Regions from separate parts of the Homo sapiens genome. Here region 1 is linked to region 2. Evidence: chromatin loops called from intact Hi-C (ENCODE). Cell type or tissue: heart right ventricle. All regions are shown on one strand. Links, peaks and the distances in the headings refer to the core of each region. The heading gives the core; the rest is flanking DNA.

What was found. Peaks named below come from ENCODE experiments on the same cell type or tissue, not always from the same donor. Only the 100,000 strongest peaks of a DNase experiment are listed, where the experiment ranks them.
Region 1: a loop joins it to region 2, with 2.5 times the contacts of the local background. A loop is called at or near these places in 80 of 110 quality-filtered maps.

What each region holds. Positions count from the first base shown.
Region 1 is chr9:93,551,459-93,559,793 of GRCh38, forward strand. It overlaps FAM120A (family with sequence similarity 120 member A), which reads left to right. Exons shown (of 18, transcript NM_014612.5): 13 at 4,924-5,133; 14 at 6,369-6,552; 15 at 7,123-7,260. Among named protein-coding and RNA genes, the nearest start is that of PHF2, 21 kb to the right of the region's middle. In heart right ventricle, for the core only: no CTCF peak of the experiment used is centred there; no DNase peak of the experiment used is centred there.
Region 2 is chr9:93,439,786-93,448,120 of GRCh38, forward strand. FAM120AOS (family with sequence similarity 120 member A opposite strand) reads right to left here. Exons shown (of 3, transcript NM_198841.4): 3 at 3,547-7,912. The coding sequence ends at 7,826. Among named protein-coding and RNA genes, the nearest start is that of FAM120A, 7.7 kb to the right of the region's middle. In heart right ventricle, for the core only: no CTCF peak of the experiment used is centred there; no DNase peak of the experiment used is centred there; H3K27ac peaks cover 859 bases.

The DNA of each region.
Region 1 (8,335 bases), core at 304-8,303, 110 kb after region 2:
TCTTTTCAATGTATAGGGTTTTGTTTTTTTCTTTGCCATCAGTTCTTGTTTTGTTTTATTTTGTTTTGTTTTACAGAGTTTGATTTGTAATCAGTTAATCTCTTTCCACAAAATTGCCTTCACCTTTAGATCTTTTTGGCATTCTTTATGAAGGCATTCTTTCCATGGAGGGGAATTTTAGGCTCACTTAATAGATTTTCAGTATTCAATAGTTGTTGCTTAATAAATTTCTAGTTTTCCCTAAATTATCATGTTAAATTGAGTAATTTGGTGTTAAGTGACCCTCCTCAATTGTGTGGAGCTCACCTGAGACTTCTTGTGACTTAGAAATAAGCTAAGTAAAAAAAACAAAACTTAGGAGAATTCACTTCAAATTGTGTTCTTTACTTTGTAGATCAAGCTTTTCTGTTTGTTAGACAGAAATTATTATTTTTAATGTTTTTGAATTTACGTTTCTGTTTTCAATGTTTGGTCAGGTGTCCCCGTCAGGCAGTGTGGCTGGTGCTAAGTCAGGTCCTTTCCCGTGTCCTCACCTGGTTTGTCTCATCACCACCGTCTTCGTCACAGATTGTGCTTCAGGGGGTTGGAGATACTTTTGCTAGTGTGTGGTGCCATCCCTCTACCTCTACTCCTGTTTCTCTTATATAGATTATTACATCAGTATTGACATCCCAGTTCTGAAAATCAGACCGCCAGGTATCAGGTATGCCCACTAAGCCTTATTCACCATCAAGTTACTTTTACTCAAAGTTCATCTTATATCCCATATCCTTTTCATTTTTGGATCAACACATAGGATATAACTTTTGAAAAACAATCACACTCTAAGCTTTCATTTTGGTTCTTTTGAGATCTTAGTGCTTTCATGGTTTTCTCCTGGTTCTTCATCTAAAGCCAGACATTTGTAGAGATATGCTCAGAAAGACATATGTATGTATAGTAAACTTCAGTCTGACTCATCGATCCTCTGGGTCTTGCTTGTCTGGAGGTCGACAGTTCCCTTTAATAAGAGCAGCCTACACCTGTAAGTGCTTCATTTTCATGATTAGTATAAATTCTGAGAAAGCTATAAGGAAAAATAGCATTTGTTGGGGGGGAAAGGCAGTTATTTGCTTTTTTGTTTTTTAAGATTGAAGATCCTCTCAGCTATCATCAGATTGAGAATTGATAGGAATGATCATTATTTAAATGCTACAAAAATTCCTATGCAGAGCTGAGGGTTCCAAAATTCAGTGATAGAAAATTAAATTCTAAAATTGCCTTTTCATTTAACCATTAAAATTTTTTGCAATATCAAAAGCAACAACAGTGCTTTGTTGTAATACACCATTCATAGTTTGTGATATAGTCAACTCTTGACTGTTAACTGGTGTGTCTGGGCCTGCTACCCAGTTTGTGGATTGCCCAGACCCTGTTTCTCTTCTCCCATTTATCGTCCACTCTGTGGTTGGCCATCAGAGGAGGAAAAGAGGAAGGAAAAACCCAGTGGTGACAGTTAGGACTCTTGTTAGCTTTTTCTGATGGGAGGTTTGGTGGGACAAGACATTGAAACCATTAGTTACAATGAATTTTTAAGAATTTCATCTCATCCATGCTTTCTTCGTCTGCCATGTCCATGAATAATTGAGAGTGTTCCATGTGGCTCCTTAAATACCTGTGACAGTGATTGATGACCCTCATTTTTCCTGTTATATTTTTTAAGCCCTTCTCCTAGGTTACCAGCATGAATGTAATTAAGGTAAAATTAGCACTGACCCCTGTGTTTTGAGGAGGGTGGGTAAAGGATGAGAAGGAACTTTGTACCATTATAGTATTTGTCCAGTTTCTTTCTCCCTTGCCTTGACATTCCTATAATTGCCTTAAATTCTTTTAACAGTTTCACATGCCAAGTGCAGAATATAAAAGATGGAAAATGAAGAGCTTTAAAGACAGTATTAGGGGCATGCAACATGTCTGTGATACGTGTAAGAATTATTTTGCATATAGGTAAATATGACAAATTGAAGTAAGAGTCTGTTGCCCAGTAATCAGATGTTGGACAAAGTAACTTTACTGGAATTTGGTTCTTGAGCTAATCGGTCAGAGAGATTAACTTCCATATTTGTATTTCTTATAAAGTCAGAATTTTTTGTCTGTATTTCTCTAGTTGAGGAACTTTGGATGATATTGAATATTTTATCTCAATTGATATAAGAGAATGAAGTTAGAATGTGAATATTGCAGCTATTTTATAATCAAGGGTTCAGATTTGGGTTCTCCCAATTACCAGCTCTGTGACCTTGAACCCTCTGTGACCCGTCTGTACAAGGGAGTACTATTTAGAGGTGCCTGCATTCTATGTTGTTTAGAGATGGCAGTGAGATAATGAAAAAAGCAGTGCTTGATATATATTTCTTAAGTTCCCCATAAATATTAAATGTTATTATTTATATATAACATTTAGGGAAAGAAAAACACCACATAATGTAAGTTTAAAAAATTTTCAAAGGAAGCAAATTTACACTGCAGTCAAGATTTTATTCAGATTGTTTATGCAAGCTCTTATTCTAAGAACTTTTCTCTATTAGATTAATGCTAATTGAACCATTAATTATCTTGAAACTATAAATAACATTTAAAAAATTCTTAAAAGTATAATCCTTTAATGTTAAGGCCATTTGATACACACACACACACACACACACACACACACACACACACACACACACACACACACACACACTAGCCTTGCTGCATTCTTCCTGTCAGCAAATTTGGAGATTAATAGTTTTAACTAGGGCGCTTGTGTGCCGTATACATCTGCTGCTGTTTCTTCAGTTTGGCAATGCAGATAGCCGTTTGCCGGGTAAATGGTTTTGGTTACATTAGTCTTAAAGGTTTGAATCTGGATGTGATTGGCACCAGCCCGTTCCTAAGAAACACCTGCAGGGGCTGGATGCGGTGGCTCATGCCTGTAATCGCAGCACTTTGGGAGGCCGAGGATCTTCTCAGATCACATGAGGCCACGAGTTTGAGACCAGCCTGGCCAACATGGTGAAAACCTGACTCTACTAAAAGTACAAAAATCAGCCAGGCATGGTGGCGCACGTCTGTAATCCCAGCTACTAAGGAGTCTGAGGCAGGAGAATTGCTTGAACCTGGGAGGCAGAGGTTGCAGTGAGCCAAGATTGCACCATTGCACTCCAGCGTGGATGACAGAGCGAGACTCTGTTTCAAAGAAAAAAAAAAGAAACACCATTAGGATGGTGCTGCATGTGCTTACACAAAGGGTGTTGGTGGCATTTTGTGTTTTAACATTTGGATAGCCAGGCAAACAACTTTAGAGCAGCATTTTCTCTCCCTAATCCTTGACCTGGATTCTCTGTTCTCTGGTGTAGGGCAGAGAGAGGGGCACGGAGGCCCCTGGGCTAGAAGCAGCGGAGCCCCACCTGACTGGAAGGGATTTGTGGTCATAATTTCTGCAGTGCAAGGGGCCAGGAGATGGGTGTCCTATTCATTCATGGGCCACACCTGTGCTTGGCTGCTTTCCAACAGGGTTGGCTCCCTCTTTCTGCCTTGAGAATTCTCCCTTTCTGCAGCTCAGAGGTGGGGGTGGCTGGGGTCTAAATGAATCAAGTACATTTTCTCCATTTTGTTCTAGTATGACCTCTCTTCCTCCACTTTGCACATAAATATAAAAATGCATCTAATTCTATCACCCCAGCCCTACCTGCCCCCAAGGGAACATTTTTTAGTTCACTTCCCAACAACTGCATGGGAAAAGGAGGAGCTGGTGATGTACAATAGGATCCAGAGGTATAAACACCTTTTATAAATTGGTGAACAGACTTCTCCAGGTTTTGGAAGGTCAACTGTATTGTGAAAATTTAAAAAAAGGTTGGGAAACAGTGTTAGTTGATAATAGGAACTGTTAACACAAACAACAAAAACAGCAGATGATTGTAAGTTTATTAGCATTTGGCACCAGAATGACCTTTTTCTCTTTAATGAAAAGCCCCTTTACCTGCCACATGTAGGCATTGCTTAGATTGATCTCCCATAAACATTGCATTCTTGAAAAGCCACCAAAGTCGGAAGACAAAAGCCAGAGCAGGGCTAAACTTTGATCCTGGATAATCCACAAACTAGGCCTTTCACATGCAGATGATCAAGAGTTGACTGTACTCGTGTTAATGTTTCTCACTCTGCTTATCAGACACTAGAAGCGTGGGCTCTACGTATAGAAGGTAGGCACCCAGCACTTAACACTGAGGGAAGTAAAAGTCTGCACAAATTCTAGTAGTATGTATGGTTCAAGAACCATATTTTTGTTGTCTTCTTTCATTTATAAGCTATCCATTTCTCCAAAAGACATTTTGACAGTCTTATTAATAAGTTGCAATTAAAAACCTTGACATATAAAATAATGTGAACATAAAGTATAAATTTATTTTAGAATGTAATTATACCAAATAATCTTTTAATGTAACTATTTAAAAATGCAGAATCTTAATAGAGTGTTCAGTTTTGACACTCTTTCTGTTAATACGTTACCTGTGTGCAGATCTGAAATGTGAAGTGTTATTTTACGAAGAGATTGTGGAGCCCTGGGCTCTAAGGAGACCACACATCATTGCTCATTTTGTCACACGTCAGCCTTAAGTACAGTGTTACTCTACACTGCGGAACGCTTTATAAACCCAACCTGAAATACTTGAGTATGTTTATAAAATATTCTCTTAAATTCAAATGTGTTAAATCACATAAGTATTTCTGTTCAAATGAGGCCAGTGTTAGGTCAATATAAGGTAATGGTAGGACTACTTAGTGGTGCTGTTTTGTTGAGGAATATTCTGTTAACTTTGGAGAGTTTTACTAAGACTTTGAAAGAATTTAATACTGTAGTACTCTTATTCCATAGAAATTACTCTTTTCAATTTAAAGATTGAGAACCTAGATCCCCGAGGAATTCAGCTATCAGCTCTCTTCATGAGTGGAGTAGACATGGCCTTGTTTGCAAATGATGCATGCGGACAGCCAATCCCCTGGGAACACTGTTGTCCTTGGATGTATTTTGATGGGAAGCTCTTCCAATCCAAACTCCTCAAAGCCAGCCGGGAAAAGACCCCACTCATTGACCTCTGTGATGGTCAGGTATGCTGCGGGGCCGGGTGGCTGCCTTTAACTGCAATGAAATAAAGCTCACTGGTTAAATCTGTCATCTTTTATACCATATTTATCATCCTGTGTTTCAAGATTCTGTTTTAGGTTGGGCCTGGTACTGAGTGTCACTAAATATCACTTCAGTACCCAGGATGAGCCAAGCTCCTGATATAACATTGTTTCTCATTATTTGTGGTAGTAATGTTCTAAAATTCACCTTGAACGCCAAATTAGTGAATACTGACCATTGCTCCTAGGGGCAATACAAGGTGCTGGGTTCCTTCAAGGCTCTGGTCACATATTTTTGTTAACCAATCAGTATATAATCTTATTTCATGTGCATTTTCGTTAAAGACACCTTATATAATATGGATTGTTGATTCATTATTATTGAACTCACAGCCAGTAGCTTCTGTAACACGTATATTCTCTGTAAGGCACATCACAGCCTCCTTATGCATTTAGGAACACCAGACAGCACTTCAGCACTACACTTGGAGACCATTTTATTTGTTTGTTTGTTTTGGTTTTTTTTTTTTTTTTTTTGAGATGGAGTTTCGCTCTTGTCGCCCAGGCTGGAGTGCAGTGGTGCGGTCTCAGCTCACTGTAACCTCCACCTCCCAGGTTCAAGTGATTCTCCTGCTTTAGCCTCCCTAGTAGCTGGAATTACAGGTGCCTGCCACCATGCCCAGCTAATTTTTGTATTTTTAGTAGAGACGGTGTTTTGCTATGTTGGTCAGGCTGGTCTTGAACTCCTGACCTCAAGCAATCCACCCACCTTGGCCTCCCAAAGTGCTGGGATTACAGGCGTGAGCTGTTGCACCCAGCCAGGGACCATTTTAAACAGTGAAATTACCAACAAAAAAGGACAAAAATGTGAAACACGTGGCACTTAATAAACTGTGAAAAGGATTCTTGTTTTCAGTATGAGCTGAAACAAGAAGGCAAGCGTTGTCTTGTTTGACCTCAGCTGGGGTCAGTGCATCAGGCAACAAAAATCTTTGCCGTGTTCTGCACAAGTCTGCAGACGACCAGAAAACTGCCATAAGTATTGATTTTTGTGGTTACAAATAAACGTTAGCAAGTAGGAGAATTTGCAGACATAGAATTCATGAATAAAGGGAACCAACTGTATAGTTGATAGATCTTATTTCTTTAGTGCTCATTTAAATTCAATTAAAACCCCCTGTGGATGGCATTTTCACATGCTGGTCCTTGTCTTCCAGGCTGATCAGGCTGCCAAGGTAGAGAAGATGCGCCAGAGCGTCCTCGAGGGGCTCAGCTTCTCCAGGCAGAGCCACACGCTCCCTTTCCCGCCGCCACCTGCCCTGCCCTTCTACCCTGCCTCTGCGTACCCCCGGCACTTTGGGCCTGTCCCACCCTCTCAGGGCAGGGGCAGAGGCTTTGCAGGTGAGTTGATTGGGACGTATTCCTGTGGGTAACAGATGCCAGATTCCTGTAAAGAAAGTGCAGCCCTTATAGGCAAGCCCATCTGCTGTGTTGACCTTGTCACTGTTGGTCTTGGAGATCCTGCAGCAGCAGTTCTTCAAGTCCGTGAGGAGCAAGTTTAATCCTGGAGATAGGGGAGAGGGACCTGCTGATGCAGATGCAAAAGCTGCACCGTAAAATCTGTCAATCAAGCTGAAAACTCTGCTCACATTTTAAGATATATTTGTTTCTCATGTGTAAGGGAAAATAAACCCACCCAGGTCAGAGAGAGCCATCTTCCAGGACTCATCTCCCAGGGCCCTTCCTGAGCCCCATGCTAGTGCCCTGTTGAATGACCCACTGCAGGGAGGGTGGCCTTACAATACTGGTCCCCAGGGACCATGGGCACAGGACAGTGAGGTGACAAGAGGGGCCAGGAGACCCCTCCATGGCAGCTGGAGGAGGCAGGGGCCACTCTGCCTGAATACCCAGCAGGGCCCTGAGTCCTGTCCCTTACACTTCTCCCCTCTCTCTCTACCCCGGGTCCCACAGGCGTCTGTGGCTTTGGAGGCCCCTATGGGGAAACGGTAGCAACAGGCCCTTACCGTGCCTTCCGTGTGGCGGCAGCATCGGGACACTGCGGAGCCTTCTCAGGCAGTGACAGCAGCAGGACTAGCAAGTCCCAGGGCGGTAATTATACCCACCCCTTCCCAGAGCTTCTGCCTGCCAGCACTTCCTTCGCTCCATCGTCTGGCGCCTTCCTTCCTCTACTGTCCTCATGAGCCCCTCCTCCAGCAGAACGGCCTTTCTTCTGGGTCCCCGCTCTGACCCTCATTGACCACTCCTCCTGAGACTCTCTGCTCTCAGGTCTCAGCAGCGGCTCTGCTGTGGCCAGTCTCTCCTTTCAGGGTAGACCACTGAGTGTCCACCTAGAACAGAACCTTTCTGTGCACCTGGGTAACCTGACCATCGCCTCGTGTTCATAGGATGAGCTGCTAATAGTGGCGTTTCTTTCCCAAGCAGCCATCTTTTGGTAAAGATTATCATGCTTGTATAGAAAATGCTAATGGTCACAGAATTCCTGACATAAAAAGTCTGTCACAGTTTGTTTCGCAGAAACATTTTTAAACAAAGATCTAATGTTGGGCATATAAACAAGGCAGTTTACTGTAGATTCCCAGTGCTTCTCTTTGCATTTGTATTAGGCTTGCAAAAGAGAAAAGGGTCTTAACATTTAGCATAGGAAGCAATGTCTTGTGATGGTGCTGTAATTGGAAGTCAGTGACCTGTATCTTTGTCCTAATCCCACATTTTGGGACTGCAGATCTAAATCTGCCCATCAAGTCACATAACAGGATTAACTGTTCAGATGTGATTTTGGAGTTGCATTGAGGATGGGCAAGCCTTTCTCTCTTGATCAACAATGTTTTTCCAACTCAGTTACATGGGATAGTTAGGGAGGCCAGCAAGGGAACTGTGCGGAAAGGTGACTTGCAGATTTGGCGACGGGTCAGCCCCTCTGTCTGCAGGTCACCTCTCCTTTCCCTGGTGCAGCTGCATGCCTCTCTGCCTCCTCTGTCTGCCCACCAGCCTCCTGCAGTGTGCTACTCTGCTCTGTGACTGCTCCTCATGCAGCTCGCAGCCATGTTTCCTCTCTGCTTCTTGATTTGCTTCAGCTCCTTCTAGTGCCTTGAAACTGAAGCTGGCCTGTAGTTGGGATCAAAGATGGAGGGAGAGGGGAGATTGTACTATGGATAGTGTAGGG
Region 2 (8,335 bases), core at 237-8,236:
TTCAAGCGATTCTCCTGCCTCAGCCTCCCGAGTAGCTGGGATTACAGGCATGCACCACCACGCCAGGCTAATTTTTGTATTTTTAGCAGAGATGGGGTTTCACCATGTTGGCCAGGCTGGTCTCGAACTCCTGACCTCAGGTGATCCACCTGCCTCAGCCTCCCAAAGAAAACTAAGAATTCTAGGCCGGGCACAGTGGCTCACACCTGTAATCCCAGCACTTTGGGAGGCTGAGGCAGGCGGATCACGAGGTCAGGAGATGGAGACCAGCCTGGCCAACATGGTGAAACCCCATCTCTACCAAAAATACAAAAATTAGCCAGCCATGGTGGTGCACGCCTGTAGTCCCAGCTACTCAGGAGGCTGAGGCAGGAGAATCGCTTGAACCCAGGAGGCGGAGGCGGAGGCTGCAGTGAGCTGAGATGGCGCCACTGCACTCCAGCCTGGGTGACAGAGCAAGACTCTGTCTCAAAAAAAAAAAAAAAAAAAAAAAAAAAAAAAAGAAAAGAAAAGAAAAGAAAACTAAGAATTCTAAACAAAACAAATGCCAACTCCTTGAGGTCTCTGGAAAGTAAATAATGGCAGGCAAATTGGAAGAAGGAGGGTGACAAAACTTGAAGAAGTCACAAAACAGGCATGTGTTTCCCAGTTTTTTGTACTCCCACCCCTTTCAGCTTTTTTTTTTTTTTTTTTGAGATGGAGTCTCTGTCACCCAGGATGGAGTGCAGTGGCACAATCTCAGCTCACTGCAACCTCCACCTCCCAGGTTCAAGAAATTCTCCTGCCTCAGCCTTCCAAGTAGCTGGGATTATAGGCGCCTGCCACCACACCTGGCTAATTTTTGTATTTTTAGTAGAGACTGGGTTTCACCATGTTGGCCAGGCTCGAACTCTTGACCTCAAGTGATCTGCCCGCCTCAGCTTCCCAAAGTGCTGGGATTACAGGCATAAGCCACCTCGCCCAGCCCCTTTCAGCTTTGATATAAAGGCAGACCCCTCCCCAACCCCCCGTCAAGTGACTTCCCAGTTGACATGTGCAGTAAAAACTCCAAGAAGAGCTCGGTCTTTCTGGCCAAAGGACCAGGAAAAGGAGCCCCTGTGAACCAAAGAATGCAGGGGGATATCCCTGTGTTCTTCCTCTCTCTCTTTCTCTTTCTTTCCCAGCCCTGCTGTGAGGGAGACCCCAGTCATGCTACCATAAAGAGGCAGATGGGCAACAAAACTCCAAGACGTTTCTGTGAGCCAAGCAGTGTGTGTTGATGAATCCTAGAGAAGAGAGAGCTAGAGGAGGGGAATCCCTAAGTCTGGGTATGGGCTGGCACAAGTCCTGGGCTCAGGCCTAAGCCGCACATGCACAGGCAGATACAGAGAAGTGAACAGAGTCTTTGAAACTTGAAGTGGTGCCACCGGGACCACCACCACAGAAGGGGAGACAGTTTGTCATCTGAACTTAACTGAATTGGTTGTCTGCTTACAATCAGTCTTCTCCAGGGATTTTAACAAGTTGCAGACTCTTGGGACTTGGTATTCAAAACATCCAGAATATGATCCAACATTACTAGATGCGCAAGCAACCAGGTAAGTATGACCTATTCACAAGGAAAAAGACAACCAACACATGTCATTCCAAAAATGACTCAGATCTTGGATCATCAGACAACAACTTAAAACAACTTTTATAACTGTGCTCTTAAGATGAAAACAAAGGGCCAGGCGCAGTGGCTCATGTCTGTAATCCCATCACCTTGGGAGGCCAAGGCGGGTGGACCACCTGAGGTTGAGCGTTCGAGACCAGTCTGGCCAACATGGTGAAACCCTGTCTCTACTAAAAATACACAAAAATTAGCCGGGCGTGGTGATGCACATCTGTAATCTCAGCTACTCGGGAGGTTGAGGCAGGAGAATTGCTTGAACCTGGGAGGCGGAGGTTGCAGTGTGCAAAGATCGCAGTCTGGGTGACAGAGTGAGACTCTGCCTAAAAAAAAAGAAAGAAAGAAGTTATTGATGGAGACCCAGAAGCTATGAAAATTAAGAATTCTAGAACTGAAAAAATTATATTTCTGAAGTTAAAAAATGTAATGGATGGACTTACTAGCAGAATGGAAATAACAAAAGAAAGAGTCAGTGAATTGAAGACAGATCAGTAGAAATTAACCAGAGGACACTGAGAAAATGGATTAAACAGAATGAATAGAACTTCAGGATCCTGGGAGACAACACCAGAAAATCACGTATTTTTTGACACTAGAGTCTCAGAGGGAAAAGAGAAATTGGTGCAGACACAAAAAAAGTTTTTAGAAATAACTGCTGAAAACTTCTTAAATTTGACAAACAATATAAATACACATTCAAGAAACTCAGCAAAATCCAAAGAAGATGCTCAGCATATCATAATCGAACTGCTGAAAACCAAAGATTGAAAGAATCCTGAAAGTAGCCAGAAAAAAACCCAACACATTCGGTATAGGGAAGAACAATTTGAAATACGGGTTATCTCAGACATATAATAAAAAATCATGTAGGCCAGGATGCAGTGGAACAATACCTTTAAAGCACTCATAGGAAAGAATCATCCATCCAAAATTCTATACCCAGTGCCAATATTCTTCAGGAATATGGACTTCCTGAAGAATCCTAAAATATGTCCACAAATTAATTGGAGATCCTCTCTTCAGAAGCTGGGGCCTAATTCCCCTCCCCTTGAGTGTGAGCCAGAATTAGGACTGACTTTTAATGAATAGACTATATCAGAAGTGACATTTCATGATTCTGAAATTTTAGTTATTATGGTGAACACCAGTCCCCTGACAACATGGTTCAAATTTGAGTTACCAGAATATATTAACTGTAATTGCATGAAGTTCAAACTTTCTGCTAGCTCCCCAGTCCACAAATCACTACATAATAACACAGGTACATCATGATCAGTGACCAATCATGCCTCTTCTTTCCAAAACCTACGGGTGATTGGTCACTGTGCATCTGTGTTCATTTCACGCACAGACAGCAAAGTGTGAATTGTGTGGCCTCCTTGTCTTCCAGTGATAAACCCACATGGCATTTTTACACAAATGGATATTCAAAAGAGAAAACTGACAAATAAAGATAGAAATGCAGCAAAGAAACTCAAACTGAAAACACTGAACGTGAATGCAAATCAAACATAAATGGGGTCACTGAAGAAACAGACTATGGGGATGCTGGCACTGCTGCCGAGAAGGTGAATTCCTCAAATAAATGAAGAAAGCGGTTGTGATGAAAAGGATGAAGATGTTCCAGAGGAAGGAACGTCAGCAAAAACCTTCACGTTAAAGGGACTTGGAGATATTTCATGACATTGAAAGCAAAAAGGATAAAATATTGGAAGCTGATCCAAACTTAGAAGGGGCATGACAAGTTTTTGAACACAGAAAAGGTGCTCCCTCTATATCATAAGGTACATGACTTTTGAAGAAGGCAAGCACTGTTTAAATGTCTGTTGATGGTTTTTTTAGGAAGACATCAAGCACTTTAATTCCCTGTGTTGCTAATGTTTTAAATTACAGTGTACAAAAATATTTACTTTATTGTTTCCTTATACATTTCTAACAGTACAAGATTATCAATGTTTTGACAATTTTCAAAAGACAGGAAAAAAATCACAATTTTACCCATTAATGATTATGAACAGCACATGGCAGTTTCAGGTTGGAAGGTCATTTTTACAGTTCTGAACTGCTGTGCAGTGAGGACTGTCTGTTTTATGTTGGGAGACTCTGTGTTCTGCTAAAATTCCCTGAAGAATGTTTCTTTTTTTTCTGTTTTGTCAGGCAATCAGCCTCGTTAGCCTTAGTCTGCAGGTCCTGCGTTGCCTTCTGTTTGGTGGTGGTGGTCCGAGTGTCAGTTCAGAGTGTGGCTGTGTTGCCTGGGCTCTGTCTCTTGTATGTGCAGCTCTGGGCTGAGCACGGAATTCAGCTCATGTACAGAATTAGAGAATCCTCTTTTCAGGTCTTTGCTCTTCAGGATTTCCCCCCAGACTCCCTGGCACCCAGGGGGCCCCTTTTCCTCATCCTCTGGCTTAGAAAGATGGGCTTTCTCTCTGATGATTACCTGCCTACACTGCCTGCTCATTTTGCCAAAAGGAACGCCCCTCAGGCAGAAAGCAGAGAGAGAAAAAAAGATGGATTATTTCCACATTCTTCAGACCATAGGGTCATTTTTTCCTGCTCCTCTGGCTGGAAAGACAGGTTTTCTCTCAGGGGAATTTTTTTGTTTGTTTTTGTTTTTGTTTTTTGAGACGGAGTTTTGCTCTTGCTGTCCAGGCTGGAGTGCAATGGCGCGATCTCGGCTCACTGCAACCTCCACCTCCCAGGTTCAAGCGATTCTCCTGCCTCAGCCTCCCGAGTAGCTGGAATTATAGGCATGCACCACCACGCCCAGCTAATTTTGTGTTTTTAGTAGAGACAGGGTTTCTCCATGTTGGTCAGGCTGGTCTTGAACTCCTGACTTCAGGTGATCCACCCGTCTTGGCCTCCCAAAGTGCTGGGATGACAGGCGTGAGCCACCGTGTCCAGCCTGACTAGGGTCATCTTTAGGTCAGGACTGAGAGAGAAAAAGTTTAAAAAAGGAAAAAAGCAAGGGATTATAGCCACACTTTCTAGCTTGCCGGGCCCCCATTTACCAGAATGTTTTAAGAAAGTTCCAGACTGTTTTCCCATCAGCTGTGTATGAGGGTTCCAGTTCTTCCACATCCTTCTCAGCAAACAAGTTAACCATATTTGGCACAGGATTTCTAGACCTGTAGGTTACGGAAATGTCACAGTATGTTTTGAGGCCAGTAAGGAGTTCTGCTTTTTTTTTTTTTTCCTGAGACGGAGTTTCGCTCTTGTTGCCCAGGCTGGAGTGCAATGGTGCGATCTCGGCTCACCGCAACCTCCGCCTCCCAGGTTCAAGGGATTCTTCTGCCTCAGCCTCCCTAGTAGCTGGGATTACAGGCATGTGCCACCACGCCTAGCTGATTTTGTATTTTTAGTAGAGACAGGGTTTCTCCATGTTTGTCAGGCTGGTCTTGAACTCCCGACCTCAGGTGATCCACCCGCCTCGGCCTCCCAAAGTGCTGGGATTACAGGAATGAGCCACTGCACCCGGCCAGTTCTGCATTTCTTAAGAGAATCTTTGTGAGAAGATGTAGATATTGGCTTCATAATAATAAAGTGAATTTGTGGTATTAAATAAATGGAAAAAAAGACAAACGGTACAAATTAAAAGTTCTTGAGATGTTTGGGCTGACCATGAAGGGATCCATTATCTGAAGAGTGGCTTAAGATTTAGAAGGCATAGCTCTACAGTCTCTTTGTCTTCTAAGGGCAGGGCATCTTCTATCTTCTAGGACAGGGTACAGTAAGTCTTACCAAACATGTAAGACATGTTATTTGGGGATATTCAGCATTCCTTTTCCCTTCCTAAAGGTACTCAGGTTTCTTTCTCAGAAATTGTATATATTCATCCCTGAAAGGTCTGAGAAAAAATAAAAAAAAATTGTGTATAGTTTTGGTGAGATCGTCAATCCAGGAACCTGTTTCCCCATATTAAAGTCAAAGGAACTATACTGTTTTCACTGCCAGGCTGGGGACTCTTAGTACCTAAGTTTGGTCCATTCTACTCTTTTTCATGACTTTGAATCTTGAGCAAATGACTACAGTAAGAGTGGGGTTCATTCATGTCATCAACAGCATCCCAGCTGTATTGTTAAAAGTACCTGTCATTCTTAGTTCCCACCCAGTCTTAATCCTGGTTCTCCAACTTTCATAAAAATCGTTGTTTTTTTTTTTTTTTTTTTTTTTTGAGACAAGGCCTCACTCTGTTGCCCAGGCTGGAGTGCAAGTGGTGTAATCTGGGCTCACTCCAACCTCCACCACCTTGGCTCAAGTAGTCTTCCCACCTCAGCCTCCTGAGAAGATGGGACTACAGGTGCACACCTCACCTGGCTAATTTTTGGATTTTTTGTAGACAATGGGTTTCATCATGTTGCCTCAAGAAAAATAACATCATGGTAATACTAAGTCTTTTATCAGTGACATGTAACTGATTTTAAAATATTATATAGTGCTTCCTAGTTTAACCAAACTGGAGGCATGTTTTATATGATGGGCTGATGTCTCATGAATAACTGTGCCAAAATCCTCACTTCTGAGTGCACTGATGCAGTAGATGGATGTCTCAGATCCCTCAGCTCCCAGATTGGGCCAACTCTCCTTATACCACCACACCTGGGACCTGGGAGGAATGGGGAAGGGGACTTTATAGGGCAGAGCTTTCCCAGACTCTTGTTCCACCCTAAGGATAAAGTATTACAGTAACTTTCTTCCTGCCTTCCAGAGGCACTTTCATTCTTCCTGGAGCTCTCGTCAACCCTGACCTCTTCCTTTGTCAGCAAGGTCAAACGCCTGAGCCACAAGTCTTAGCTGTTTCCAGAAGGGTGATTGTGTGCTCCCACCTATATCTGAGGTCCTAGACTCCTCAGAGGAAGTCAGCTTCATGTGATCTAGGTTACTCAAGCCTGGGGCTAGTGTTTTCATATTCTGGTATGAGAGACTTGCTTCCTCTGGAAAGATCTTTATGGTTTACACAAATGTAACAGACCACTTAACAATAGCTAGTCTCTAAAATGTACATCTTAAAATGGCTTTATACTTACGGGAATTCCTAATTAAAAAAAAAACTCACTTGATTTATATCACATTGTAAAATATAGTTTACTTCAAAAGATGATCCTGAAGATCCCATCACAGAGTGTTTAAGGGATGATTATAAACTTTTAGCCCTTAAGAGAGAATATATATACTCAACTGAGTACTGTCTTTCAAAGCAGTCCCTGTCAGTTTGTCCATTGATTCCATAGCAGCTCTCACTGCCCACCCTGCTTGAGAAGCCTCTTGGAGTTGCCTAGAGAGTCTATAGCACTCATCTGAAGGCCCTCCATGAGAACAACTCTTCTCTTCCACATAGATATTTTTGCATCAGCCCAAAGCTATTTGGACACAAGTTTGGTGAACACGGTAAGAAAAAAACAAACCAAGCAACAAAAACAAAAAGCAGGCAGTGCTGTGTTAGACTGAAAGTAAAAGATAAAAACTCTAAGAACCTATGAAGCGCCAGGGCAGTGCTGGTTGCTTTCACCCATATGGTCTCCTTTGGTGTTCTGCTGGTGCTTATGAAGCAGTATCCCTACTGACAATGACCCTAGCTTAAGAGGGCTGAGAACTGCTGAAAGTGAAGCTGTTTATAAATGGTACAGTCAGGACCGACAGACACATGGGTGTGGTATGACTGCAAAGTACCTGTGGAATTCAGATGGGATTACCATCCCCACTATAAAGGGCAATATGATCTGTTGCAGGAGGGTTTATAGGGTACTTAGTTACACAGGTCACACTGATCCCCTTTTCCTCTTTTTTTCTATGCAAGTATCTATTTGTCTATATGTCTGTCTACCTTGGTAGGTTGGGCTCCTTGAAGAAGGGTTATGTTTTCTTCATCTCCATATCCCCAGTAGCTGGCCAATGCCCAGTATACACCAGGGGCTCAGTCGCTGTTTGTCTTATTTTCTTGTTGACTCTACTCTGACTTAGGACATATCACTTTCCTCTCTTGACCTTCACATTCAGATGTGTTAATAAAAGTGGATAAAGACCACTCTAGCTTTAAAACACCCTCCAATATAGAGAGAACTCTGAAACCAGAAGCAGAAGCTGAGGAATGGTGAATAGAGCATTTTCCCTCACACGATGGGTATCAGGGTGGTTTCTTGTCCTTTCAATGCCTCTGCAGAACTTGACCCTAGTTTTTCAAATTGGACTCAAGAATGATCTTAGTGTTGGTGGTTTTGTGGTTTTCTTTGAGACTTTGTTATTGACAGAACAGCTTCTGGAAATCTGAAAAGAAAAAAAAAAAGGTAGTTTATATATTAGTTTGGAATATGAAATGTATTTTGTCATGGTCTCCAGAGTCCGAATATTGATCTCTGTGGAGCTCTCCTACCCTCTGCTACTGCTGATAACTCATAGTACTGGAGAGATAGCAGAGCCTGAAGACCAAAAAACTCAACTGCCGATACACGGCTGCAGTGTGGTCAGTTACTGATCTACCATTTATGAAGCAGGCCTACAGATGTGTGTGTTCTTCTGGGTAATTTAAATTGACAATTAATTAACAGGGCTGGTGCTAGGTAAACATTATAGGTTAGAATCCCTAGTGTGGATTAATTTGCTCTCTTCCATGATCGCAGACTCCCTGCTTAGCTCCAGTCTGCTGGTCTCCCAACATCTGCTAATGATTACATGGGCAGCATTAAGGTC